Linked DNA regions of Homo sapiens: region 1 is linked to region 2. The links are chromatin contacts, found by Hi-C or POLR2A ChIA-PET in ENCODE. All regions are on one chromosome and are shown on one strand. Each heading gives the region's core, a stretch centred on a gene start or an enhancer-like site at or near the end of the contact. The rest is flanking DNA. Distances are from core to core; before and after follow the strand shown. Region 1 overlaps ENPP1 (ectonucleotide pyrophosphatase/phosphodiesterase 1). Region 2 has its middle 4.7 kb from the start of MIR548H5.

Evidence for each region. A loop is a pair of places that touch in the nucleus more often than their neighbours do. ChIA-PET counts read pairs that join two places held with the same protein, here RNA polymerase II (POLR2A). Pooled maps may share reads with other maps.
Region 1: a loop to region 2 is called in a map of IMR-90, with 2.1 times the contacts of the local background. The contact joins two enhancer-like sites. A Hi-C loop is called at or near these places in 3 of 168 maps with a recorded cell type or tissue (IMR-90, ascending aorta and pancreas) and 10 of 50 pooled maps. POLR2A ChIA-PET finds 5 or more read pairs at or near these places in 1 of 52 experiments (HEK293).

Annotation. Positions count from the first base shown.
Region 1 is chr6:131,893,845-131,899,962 of GRCh38, reverse strand. ENPP1 (ectonucleotide pyrophosphatase/phosphodiesterase 1) reads right to left here. Exons shown (of 25, transcript NM_006208.3): 25 at 4,808-6,118. Among named protein-coding and RNA genes, the nearest start is that of CCN2-AS1, 5.0 kb to the left of the region's middle. RefSeq lists a cis regulatory region at 4,659-4,672 and an enhancer at 4,594-4,738. Within about 2 kb of position 4,747, at least 4 of the 41 ENCODE cell types and tissues checked have a DNase peak (open chromatin) inside an H3K27ac peak, as active enhancers do.
Region 2 is chr6:131,784,127-131,790,845 of GRCh38, reverse strand. No RefSeq gene overlaps it. Among named protein-coding and RNA genes, the nearest start is that of MIR548H5, 4.7 kb to the left of the region's middle. Within about 2 kb of position 2,330, at least 4 of the 41 ENCODE cell types and tissues checked have a DNase peak (open chromatin) inside an H3K27ac peak, as active enhancers do.

The DNA of each region.
Region 1 (6,118 bases), core at 3,498-5,997, 110 kb before region 2:
TTTACCTCTAATTCACTTCACTACTAACTTAGCCAATGCTAAACTCCATTGCCCTGAATTTCAAAGATAGGAGGGAGGGTGAGAAAATGTCTCTCCTCTTTGGTAAAGTGTGTGAAAGTTGCCCAAAATCTATTTGTTCCAGATGCCCCAGTGTGTTTGCTACTGGGGTAGTAACACCAGTAGCACTGATGTGCTTTTCCTCATAGCAGAAGGTGTTACCTGGAGTTGAGGGATGTGAGAACCAAGAGGCACTACCCTGTGTCTCCACCTTTGCCAGTGAATGTTTATGATAGCTTGTCACTGGAGAAACACTATGTGCTTTGTAGAGAGGTTTTCATTTGAGATGTCAAAACTGAAAAGTTCACGCTTTCCCTTCAGTTCACCAGGCAGCAGACTTTCCACAGGACAGATTAACTGAAACAATTGTGAATGGCTCTTGAAAAGTATTCTTATTCTTTTATTATTATTTTTAAAAATTCTGCTTTGTGCACTGGGAAGAGATCTATAAATAAACTCTTTCAAAAAATTTCCCATTGAAAGTATCTTCTAGCACTTGAAAACTACGGAGGCAAAGAATAATTACTGTGAAATTGTCCTCTGGCTGTATTTCTGTAACTTGTTATTCCTTAGCTGTCTTAAGTGGATGTTTGGTATGACTGTACCTTTGGTTTTCATTCATCTGGACATTTTTTACTGAGCAACTCCGATGTGCCAGACATTATGCTAGAAATAACAGATGGTTTTGGAGACATGACTGATATGGTTTGGATGGTTTTTTCCCCTCCAAATCTCATGTTGAAATGTGATATTCGATGCCAGAGTTGGGCCTGGTGGGAGGTGTTTTGGTCATGGGGGTGGATCCCTCATGAATGGCTCTGTCCTTGTGCTAATGAATTCTCACCTTAAGAGTTCACACAAGACCTAGTGTTTAAAAGAGCCTGACACCTCCTCCCTCTCTCTCTTGCTCCTTCTCTTTCCATGTGACATGCTGGCTCACCCTTTGCCTTCTGCCATGATTGGAAGCTTTCTGGGGCCTCACAAGAAGCCAAGCAGATGCTGGTGCCATGCTTACATAGCCTGCAGAACTGTGAAGCAAATAAACCTCTTTTCTTTTTAGATTACCAAGTTGTGGGTATTCCTGTATGGCAATGCAAACAGACAAACACAATGACGATAAACATATGAAAAGGAAACTATCTTTGTAAGAAATATATGCCAACTTGGTGTGGGTCTGTGTCCCTACCCAACTCTCATGTCAAATTGCAATTCTCACTGTTAGAGGAGGGGCCGGAGGGGAGGTGACTGGATCATGGGGGTAGACTTCCCCTTGTTCTCATGATAATAAGTGAGTTCTTATGAGATCTGGTTTGAAAGTATGTAGCCCATCCCCTTATGCTCTTGCTCTCTCCTGCTGGCCATGTGAATACGTGCTTCCTTCCCCTTCACCTTCTGCCATGATTGTAAGTTTTCTGAGGTCTCTCAAGAAGCAGAAGCCTGTGCAGCCTGCAGAACTGTGGGCCAATTAAACAACCTCTTTTCTTTATAAATTACCCAGTCTCAGGTATATCTTTATAGCAGTGTGAGAATGGACTAATACAGATGCTAAAATGCCGAATGAGAGTTACAGTCACTGAAAAAAACAATCCCACAGTATTGAGCTCTCACCCTGTGAAACTGCCTTTGCAAAGATTATGACAGTGAGAGAAATCTAACGTGGCTGACTCTGTCTTGCTTCTAGCCTCACAGGCTGGCTGTCTTCACTCAATCCAGTGAAGCAAATTTGTGACTTCCTCAATTGTCTCTATAGATAATGTCACTATTGTAGAACCTAAGATTGATATTTTGATACATTTTTCTGATTTTTGCATTCTGGCAATTGACTTCACCTGGACCCATGACTCATGACTTAACCAATCCTGTGGTCTCCCACTCAGAGGTGGACTCAATGCATGAGGACTGTTTTCACACCCCTATAATTGCCTCCCCAACCAATCAGCAGTACCCATTCCCCAGTCCCATGCCTACTAAGCTATCCTTGAAAAACCCTAACCTCTGAGCCATGTAGCTAGATTAACATTAACTAAATGCTTTCTTTACTACAATGTCACAATCTCAGTGAATTGGTTTTGTCTAGTCAGTGGGCAGGAAGAACCCATCAGGTGATTACACTTGTGAAACAGCACACTTGGGACACATAAATCTCATCAGGGTTACAGTTTTCAGGAATATGCTCAAAGTATACAGTCTAAGCAAATGTAACTGATGTTAACCTAAAAGAAAAAACTGAAGGAAACTTAATATAAGCAGAGTTTATTTGGGCCAGTTTTGAGAATTGTAACCCAGAGGGATGGATTCAAGTTTGCCCTGAATGTGTGCTCCAATTAGCAGCAGTTACAAGTGAGTTTTTAAAGGAAAAAAGAGGCAGTTCCTAAATTGTTTACCAAGAAGTTACATCAACGTAACATAAGCTTGCTATACATTGTTACAACATAACTTGCTATACATTGTTCTTTGCATCACAAACTCCAGGCATGTGAGGATAATGAGTGAGGCAGCTAATAAGGAATGAAATGACTTTAAACAACTGCCCCTAGGCATGGCGGGAGGTGGGTGGTAAGAATAAAGTCTCACACTCACATCTCTCTGGGCCTAATAAATTCTACATGCCTCACACAGCTCAGGCTGCCCTGAGCTATTTTTCTTTTCTTACAGGATCACAGGCTGGGAAATGTTTAGGTGGCGCAGCTTCTCTGGGCTTCCCAGTTTCCTTAAGAGGTTGGTGTTCTCTGTAGGATAAGATCCCGCCAGGTCCCTGGAAACCCCAAGTGGAAGCTAACAATCCTCTTATACCTATAACCACACCACTTTGAAATTATTTTATTTCGTGTTAAGCTTGCAAAGACTGCTTTTAGCAAGTTGTGTATTTGGATTTGGAGTCTGGGTCCTGGGTAAAATTTCTTAATAGGCCACGGTGCCATCTACCAACACTGTGTATGGGTTATGGAATAATCAACTGCATTACACATCTGTAGTTGTATTGCAACCATAATACATAACAAGAACTAGACTGAGGGCATGTACTGTCTGTTACCACCAATGTTGGGAAAGTCTGACCACATAAACAATGGATCCTAAGGATATGGCTTTGGGCTGGACCTTGAAATAAAGGTAAAACATTGACAAGAGAGCACCAAGGGGGCAGGCATTCCACCTGCCCTGTTCTCCAACTTACCCCTAATGCCTGACACAGAGTAAGCTCAGCTTTGAAATCTACTGTCAACCCTGAGCTGGGAAAATCTATTCCAGTGCCAATATCTTAAAGTGTGCTGTTGAGTAAACCTGTAGAGATAGCTTATGAACAAGTACACAGACAAAAGACCCATAGATTTACCATCTTGTTTCTGTTTGGACCTTAGTACAAGTGGTTAACTCTCCAGACAGTAACATTGTGTCAAGATATAGAATATAACAGAGAATCCAAAATTGTAGGTGTCATAAGAATTTTTTTTTTTTTTTTTTTTTTTTTTTTTTTTTGCGATGGAGTCTTGCTCTGTCACCCAGGCTGGAGTGCAGTGGCGCCATCTCGGCTCAGTGCAAGCTCCGCCTCCCGGGTTCATGCCATTCTCCTGCCTCAGCCTCCCGAGCAGCTGGGACTACAGGCACCTGCCACCACGCCTGGCTAATTTTGTGTGTGTGTGTGTGTGTGTGTGTGTGTGTGTGTGTGTGTGTGTGTGTTTAGTAGAGATGGGGTTTCACCATATTAGCCAGGATGGTCTTGATCTCCTGACCTCGTGATCCACCCGCCTTGGCCTCCCAAAGTGCTGGGATTACAGGCGTGAGCCACCGTGCCCAGCCAGTGATTTTTTAAACTATAAAAATTTGAACAAGATCCATTCATTGGACTGAGAAAATTTCAGTCTAATTTAAAATCCTTTAGAATTTTTAGTTAAGTTATAAACTTTCGGTTCAGAGATCCCTGTTTTATTTCCTTTATGTCACAGCCAGCATAATGCCATCTAAGTAAATGCATACATTTTTTAACAGTGAAAAATATCTAAACATTGTGGGGCAAAATTATGAGACACTGTATGAGACACTGTAAAAAATTTATTTCCTATATATTTCTTCAATTATTTTGTATCTCTACTATGTGAAAGCCAAAGTATATTCCATTCTGAGTTCTGAATTTCTGATATATCATTTAAAATGTCATTTTAATTAAAATCCTAAAACTATCCCTTGAATCGAGAAGTTACAGGCAAGTAAAAAGTTAAATTTAAAACAACAGCATTGAGTAGGATGAAAGAGGCTTCTTTTATATTCCTTCCTTTTGACATCCCATGAGTATAATGCCTCTTCCAAGGATTCTTCCATTTCTAGTAGATTAAAATGTATTTCACATATCTGTTTTCTGGTATGAATATGATTTCTAGTAAACATTTTTTTGTTCAATCACTATAATGGAGAGGATAAATACAAAAATTTCACATTAAAAGAATCTATAGAAGTTCCAAGTCTGGTTCCAGACCATTCTAAATACTAAAGAATATATATGCCTGTCATTTGTTTTTACCTGGAAGTATGACTAAATATAATTAAAATACCAAGAACAAGGATATAGGTCACAGATCAGAAGTGTTTACTCTATGAACCTGAAATGAACTTTGGATTCTTTTGCCTTTCAGCATTACAGCTGTGGTTAACTGTCAACAACCCTCGGACTCAGTTTCATGTCTGCAGAGAAGCACCATCGCCCATGATCCTACCCATCCTCCACACACAAAGCCACAAAGGAAAGCAGCCAGAGTTCTGTACGTATGTTTTATTTGAACATCCACATTTCTTAGCTTAGAGACAATTATATTCCGTACACTTTTCTTCTCTCTCTCTTACAATATTTAGACTGGCCAAAAACCAGGGAAAATGTCCTTGGACTGCAGTCATTATAAAATTTTACTTAATGCTTATGAAAGCACTCATGTGAAAAGCTTCAGCATGAAGTGTAATCACCACATTCAGTTTCAAAGTTCAAATGCCCATTCCTATGATGGGTAAACACCTACCATAGCGCAAAGAAGGAGAGTGATTGTGGGTAATGACAGAGGAGGAAAAGTGAAGGGGGTAACAGCTTCTCCCAGAGGAGGGGGTGGTCCCTGTTCCATGCCCATCTTGTCTCCTTAAACAGGAACAGCCAACAGGCCTACCAGTCCTTGTACTCTATGCAGCTACTTCCCCTGCTGGAAATGAGCAGCTGCCTTCTTCTCCCTAAGGTTTGTCCTCTTTTATCTGATTCTTGGAAACGTTTTTTTAAGTTTTGCCAGGTTCTTTGTTCTTTCATGAATGAACTGATGGAAATTTTCTATGGAAGTTACTTACCTCACTTAAGAAGCACACAGCAGCTCTCGCCTATAATCCTAGCACTTTGGGAGGCCAAGGCGGGGGGATTGTCTGAGCTCAGGAGATCAAGACCAGCCTGAGCAACACAGTGAAACCCCATCTCCACTAAAATACAAAAAGCCAGGTGTGGCATGCGCCTATAATCCCAGCTACTCAGGAGGCTGAGGCAGGAGAATTGCTAGAACCCCGGAGGTGGAGGTTGCAGTGAGCCGAGATCATGCCACTGCAGTCTAGCCTGGGCCACAGAGCGAGACTCTGTCTCAAAAAAAAAAAAAAGGACTGATGTGAGGCATGACAGTAGAAATCAGGATAGGCTGGAGGCAGTGGCTCGAGCCTGTAATCCCAGCACTTTGGGAGGCCGAGGCGGGCAGATCACAAGGTCAGGAGATCGAGACCATCCTGGCTAACACGGTGAAACTCCATTCTCTACTAAAAATACAAAAAATTAGCCAGGCGTGACGGCAGGTGCCTGTAGTCCCAGTTACTCGGGAGGCTGAGCCAGGAGAATGGCGTGAACCTGGGAGGCGGAGCTTGCAGTGAGCCAAGATCTTGCCACTGCACTCCAGCCTGGGTGACAGAGCATCTCAAAAAAAAAAAAAAAAAAAAAAAAAAAAAAGAAATCAAGATAAATAAAGGTTTCACTTTGCATTTGAAAAGCTAAGAACAGCCTTTATTGGAGAAAGTAGGATAAAGACATTTCCATATATGTTCATGGGAATTT
Region 2 (6,719 bases), core at 1,081-3,580:
CGAAGTGTTTAAACTGCAATAATTTTATTAAAATATATTCAAATTAAAATGAAATTTGAAGATTGAAAAATGTTTCAATAACTTTGTTTACTATTGGTAATGTATTTCCTGACTAGGAAAAAAATGAACATTAAAAATTAACTCTTTTAGTAAATCGATTTAGAAAATCAAGGCAAAAAAATATATATACGTATAAATACATATATGTGTACATGTACACATATATATGTACATGTACATATATATGTGTACATGTACATATATGTGTGTCCATATATGTGTATGTGTACATATATGTGTCCATATATGTGTATGTGTACATATATGTGTCCATATATGTGTATGTGTACATATATGTGTGTACATATATGTGTATGTGTATGTGTACATATATATGTGTACCTATATGTGTATATATGTGTACATATATATGTGTATATATACGTATATATGTGTACATATATATGTGTATATATACGTATATATGTGTACATATATATGTGTATATATACGTATATATGTGTACATATATATGTGTATATATACGTATATATGTGTACATATATATGTGTATATATACGTATATGTGTACATATATATGTGTATATATACGTATATATGTACTGGAGTGCAGTGGCGCAATCTCCACTCACTGCAACCTCTGTCTCCTGGGTTCAAGCAATTCTCCTGCCTCAGCCTCCTGAGTAGCTGGGATTATAGGCATGTGCCACCATGCTCAGCTAATTTTTGTATTTTTAGTAAAGACAGGGTTTCACTAGGTTGGCCAGGCTGGTCTCAAACTCCTGACCTCAGGTCATCCACCTGCCTTGGCCTCCCAAAGTGCCAGGATTACAGGCATGAGCCACTGTGCCCGGCCGACTTCCAGTTTCTGAAAGCATAATCACATCTTCCACAAACTGGAACACTCAACAAATTGATCTGATCAGGAATGGGAACTAACAATAATGATAGCTATCATTTTATTAAGTGCCACCATGTGGTAACCATGGTGCTGGGAACTTTAGCCATTCATTTATTTTTCACCTCTTTGTTCATTGATTTTTTAAGAAAATTCATTTATTCACCAAATATTTAACAGAGTTCTTACAATGAGGCAAGCATTATTCTAGGCACAGTACCCAAGAGTAAGAGAACATCAGGCTCCTCAAGTTTAGTCTAGTGAAGAGACATAGATATGAATCAAATGAAGTGCAGAGAATTATAATTGTAAAAGTTGTAATAAATACTCTGGTGAAAAAGGACCAGGGGCAAGGAGAACATATAACTGGATGTATGTAGCTGAACCAATCTGTAGCAGGAGTAGGATGTGGTCAAAGAAGTGTTCCCTGAGAAAGTGATGCTTGAACCAAGATTTGAGTGAAAAGTAGGGCTTAGAACTAAAGGAAGTGGAAATAAGACCACAGACCTAGATAATTTTGAAACATGAATTTTGGTGGTCGTGTAAAATGTGTATATAGGAGGAAATGAGACAGATTGGCCATGAGTCACCAACTGAAGACTATTCATACATCAGTTCTTAAGCCACCAATTTTATGGGTTCCCTTTTATAGATGAGAATAATTCAAGGTCCCTCAACACTGCCAGATACAGTTTTATAAATCAGAGAGGAGGAAGGCATTTGAACTCATAAGTAAACCAACTTCAAAGGGCTAATAAATGAAAATATACACTTGAAAAGTGATTTGGGTATTTGCATTTGAAAATTAGGGAGAGAAGCAGTAAATTAAGTCATATACATTTGAAAATAAATTCAAATATATATTTTGAAACAGTGGAAGTTGCAGCAAATTTTAAAAGTTATACATTTGAAAGGAGATTGGAAAAGAAAGCAAGACACAGAATGATTTTGAGGAAGGAAATCAGTAAAGATATTTTTTGTTTTGATTTAACTTCAGTTCTGAGATACTGTAAGTAGCAAGTATTCTATTGAGGGCTGTAATAGGGAAATGAATGTCTTTTGTTTTTTCTCCTCAAACATAAAAAGTTGAACTTGTGTAGACATTTCATAGGAATAAGTTCTGTGCAAATGGAAAAAGTGAAATATAAAGATGCATTTTGATTATTTTTACACTTTCTTCAGAATAGAGATATTTGAATCTTGTGAATCACAAACTGTAAAAGGCAGCAAGTTTTTATTTTAGTAAATTATTATGTATCTTTGAAAACGGGGATGGAAACTCTGTAGGTCACAATGTGAGGCTGTTATCAGTCTGTCCACAAGGAAGCAGTAAGCTCCTCAGCTCAGAGTTAAGGCTGCCACAAGAGATGAATGGGCAGCTCAGCTCTCCAGCAGTTGCTGTATTATAAACACAGTGAAATAATCACAGAGACAAAAAGGACTTTAAGGATTCACTCAAGTATGCTCTTTGGCAGTAAGCTGTGACTAGGGCCCACTGGGAAACAGCTGCTGATGACAGCCCAGTCTGGCAGCCCCTGCGAGAGGTGGAGTTGCTTTTGCGGAGCAAATTTGGGCTTCAAGCTAATCATGATTCAAGCGGGCATTGAAAAAAACAATCACAGGTGCCTCATAGAGAGCCTTGTTGCCATGCGACTCTATTATGTCAAGAAAATAAATAATGATAAATAATAAGATCATACCAGCTGCCACTTATTGGACATTTAAAATATGCTAGGCACTGAGCTATGTGATTGCAGATTGTCTCCACTTGGGACTACTTCACTTGGGCTGACAAAACAGAACCACCTAGAGAGCTGTGCCTCCATCAGTCCTCTGCCTGAGGCAGGGATCACCATCTCTTTTCATGAGAAACCTAAAAGGTTTCCAGTCCTTTCGTTACAGTCCATTTTACCAATGAACTACATTTTAAACCAATGCCCTTTGTATAGAGTTGGATATGAGGTTGTTTCCAATCTTGTAACTCCTAAGAATGTTACAGAGAATATCTTTGCACATACCGTATTTCCCAGTGTGACTACATCTGTAGGATTCACACTTACAAGTGAAAATGCTGGGTCACTTTTTTAAGTCTCTAAAGATCCTTGCAAATAGTCCTCTACGTAGGGTGAATGGATTTACTCTCCCACAAGCAATGCATGACAGATCCTGTCCCACCCCCACAACTTCTCAATATATAGTGATGACAATAATAGCAGCCACATGTTGGTATCTACTACTTTCTAGGCGCTATTCTAAATGATTTATATACATTAAGTCACTTAATCCTCACAGAACTCTAAGAGATAAGTACTATTATTTCATTACCACTTTATAGATGAGGAAACTGAGGCAAATAGAGATTAATACATTTGCCCAAGGTGACACAACTAGTCACGCAGGCAGGCTTTTAATTTAGGGTTCGTGCTTTTAAATCTATGGTTATACTGCTCAAGTTTTATTTTTGCAATCTGATGGATGAAAAGAGGGTACCTCATTGAAGGGTCTATTTGTATTTCTCAGATAATAAGATTGACATTCTTTATGTAATGATTTGCTCTGCCCCCTTCTGGGAATTGGCCATTCCTTTTTGTTTGTTCATTTTTCTACCAGGCTCCTGGGCTTTTACTTATTGACTCATCATACAGTCAAGGCCTTTTGATTTTACTCATGACTTTTGCTCCTAAGTGTTTATTTTTTCTATGCAATATTTTGTTTTTATGTAGTCACATTTATTGATCTTTTCTGGTTTCAGGTTTTTATGTCATACTTAAAATTCTTTCTTCTAAGTTGTTTGTCATTTTTAATTCTAGATATGGGTTTTATTTTACAAACAGCTACCTATTTTTTCTAAAACCATCTGTTGAATATCTTTTTCCTACCTGTTCCAGTCATCACAGCTGCATAACAAACCACCCCAAAATTAGTGGCATAACTGAAAAACCATTAGATAGTCGCATGCCACATAATGGTGTTTTGGTGGATGATGGACCACATATCCAACAGTTGTCCTAGAAGATTATAATGCCCTGTTTTCACTGTACATTTTCTAAGTTTGGATACTCAAATATTTGCCATTATGTTACAGTTGCCTACAGTATTCTGTACACTAACATGCTGTATAGGTTTGTACACACCTAGGTGTGTAATAGGTTGTGCCATCTAGATTTGTGTAAGTACACTCTATGATGTTCGCACAACAATGAAATCACCTAAAGACCCATTTCTCTGAATATCCCCATCATTAAGCAGCACATGATTGTATTATGCTCACAAGTTCTGTGGGTCAGGAATTTAGAAGTGTCACAGCAGGTAAGGCTGTCTCTACTCCACGATATCTGGAGTCCTCAGCTGGGAATACTTGAGGGCTGGGGTGATGGGGATGGAATTATCTGAAGACTTTCTCACTCATTGGTTGATACAGGCTATTACCTAAGACCTGAGCTGGGGCTATCAGCCACAATGCTTATTTGTGGTCTCTCTATGTGTCTGCTTGGGCTTCCTCAAAACATGGTGCCTGGGTTCACTTCCTCCCAAGAGTCAAGTGATAGGTACCACATTTAGACCTAGCCTCTAAAGTCACATAGTGTCACCTCCACATTTGTCACAAAGCCCATGCAAAGTCAAGAAAATGAAACACAAAGTTAACTTGTAGGAGTGAGAAGTGTCAAAATCAGATCATACAAAGAAAATTGCAAGCATCTTTGGAAAATATTATATATTTCTTTTATCATGTACTGAATTGTATTTGTGCTGAAGACTATTTTGAGGTTCTCTACTGACATATTTACATAACTGAACCACATTGTTTAATTATTACAGCCTTGTAACATATTTAATGTATGCTACATCTACTCTTCCTTCATTATAATTCTTTTCCCGAAGTGTTTCTAGCAAGTTTTACCTTTTCGTTTTTCCTTATGAACTTAGAATAAACTGACATAATTAAAATATCATGTTAGTATTTTGATTTGGATCACCTTAAATACATAAATTAACAAAAATAATTTTTATCTTTTTGATTTATCACCTTTGGAATATGGTAAGAAACAAACTCATTATTCTGAGAATTGATACATAAATGGAATAAATAAAGCATTTATCTTATTCTTCCTATTTGAATAGTACCTCAGGATAACCAAATAATTGATGAGAGACTATTATTCTTTGTATCAAAATTCAGCTAATAAATAACAAAAGAGTGATAGAATTGGAATACCATCTGTTTACAACCCCTAATGCAATAACAGATCTGGGCAATGATCATCTGTGACTGTTGAAACCGTTAGGTGAAAGCCTGATATGTGACATTAAAATGGATGTAGACCAAGCTGTTAAGAGCTTTGTTGACTATTCCTTTTTCATACTCCTGAAATCCTTGGGTTATATCGTCCTTTCCTTCTTTCCTGATTATTCTCTTGTGTTCTTCTGATCACCGCCGATTATTAACAGATATCACTTATATCTTGCCCACAGAATTTCTTCATACTCTAACTCCTACCATGATCATGGGCAATGCTAATGTTCATGGTCATGATGTTCCTTTACCTGCTAAATCTGAGAATCTTTCTGCTCACTCTTCTCAGCAGGTCACGGCTCCACTCTGGATCTAATATCCACCTGGAACTGCCTACCCTCTGAAAATATAAACTTCAATACTCTAGTTTCTGACCAGAGCCACTTATTCTTTCAGCCAACCTGCATTTCCACTACTCCTGTTCTTTAACATGATCTTGAATTCTTTTCTTTTATCCCAGTCTATCACATCCAACATCCATCATGTCTCTTTTTTTTTAAGAGACAGGGATCTCCCTATGTTGCCCAGGCTGGCCTCAAACTCCTGGCTCAACTGATCCTTCTGCCTCAGCCTCCCATGTAGCTGGGACAGGCATTCACTGCCATGCCGGGCTCCATCATGTCTTAACCTCATGACCTATGCAGTAGTTATGGTTTAAATTGTGTCCCCCAAAAAGATGTGTTGAAATCCTAACCCCAAGTACATTTGAATAGGACCTTATTTGGAAATTGAATCTTTACAGATGGGATTAGTTAAGTTAATGAAGTCATGCTGTGTTAGGGTGGGCTCTAATCCAGTGACTGCTGTCCTTATAAAAGAAGGGAAATTTGGACACAGACACAAGTCGGACATGCACAGAGGGAAAATGATATGAAGACACAGAGGAAGAACTCCAAGTGTAGATGGAGGTTGGGACTATGCAGCTGCAAGCCAAGCCACACCCAGGATTGCTGGGAGCCACCAGAAGCTAGGAACTAGCAGGAAAGAATTCTCCCCTAGAGCCTCCAGAGAGAGCATGGCCCTTCTGACAGCTTCATTTTGAACTTCCAGCACCCAAAACAGTGACAGAATAAACATCTATCATTTTAAGATACCCAGTTTTTGGTACTTTGCTATCACAGCCCTAGAAAACTAATATAGCAGCCCAGACCCTCTATCTAGGCTCCTAAGCATGAAAACTCACATACTCCGAGAATGGATGTCATCAGAATCCCATGGCCTTCAACTTAGCTGGATCTTTAATACCATTCAACTGTATTTGAAGATATTTCTGGTCTCTTCAGTTTCTCTTTTTTGACTATAGCTGTGCTGATCTTTCTCAACTCTCTTCAAGGCACATTGATATGGTTTGGCTGTGTCCCCATCCAAATCTCATCTTGAATTATAGTTCCCATAACCCCCATGTGTTGTGGAAGGGACCCAGTGGGAGGTGATTGAATTGTGGGGGCAGATACTCCCATACTGCTGCTGTCATGATAGTGAGTTCTCACAAGATCTGATGGTTTT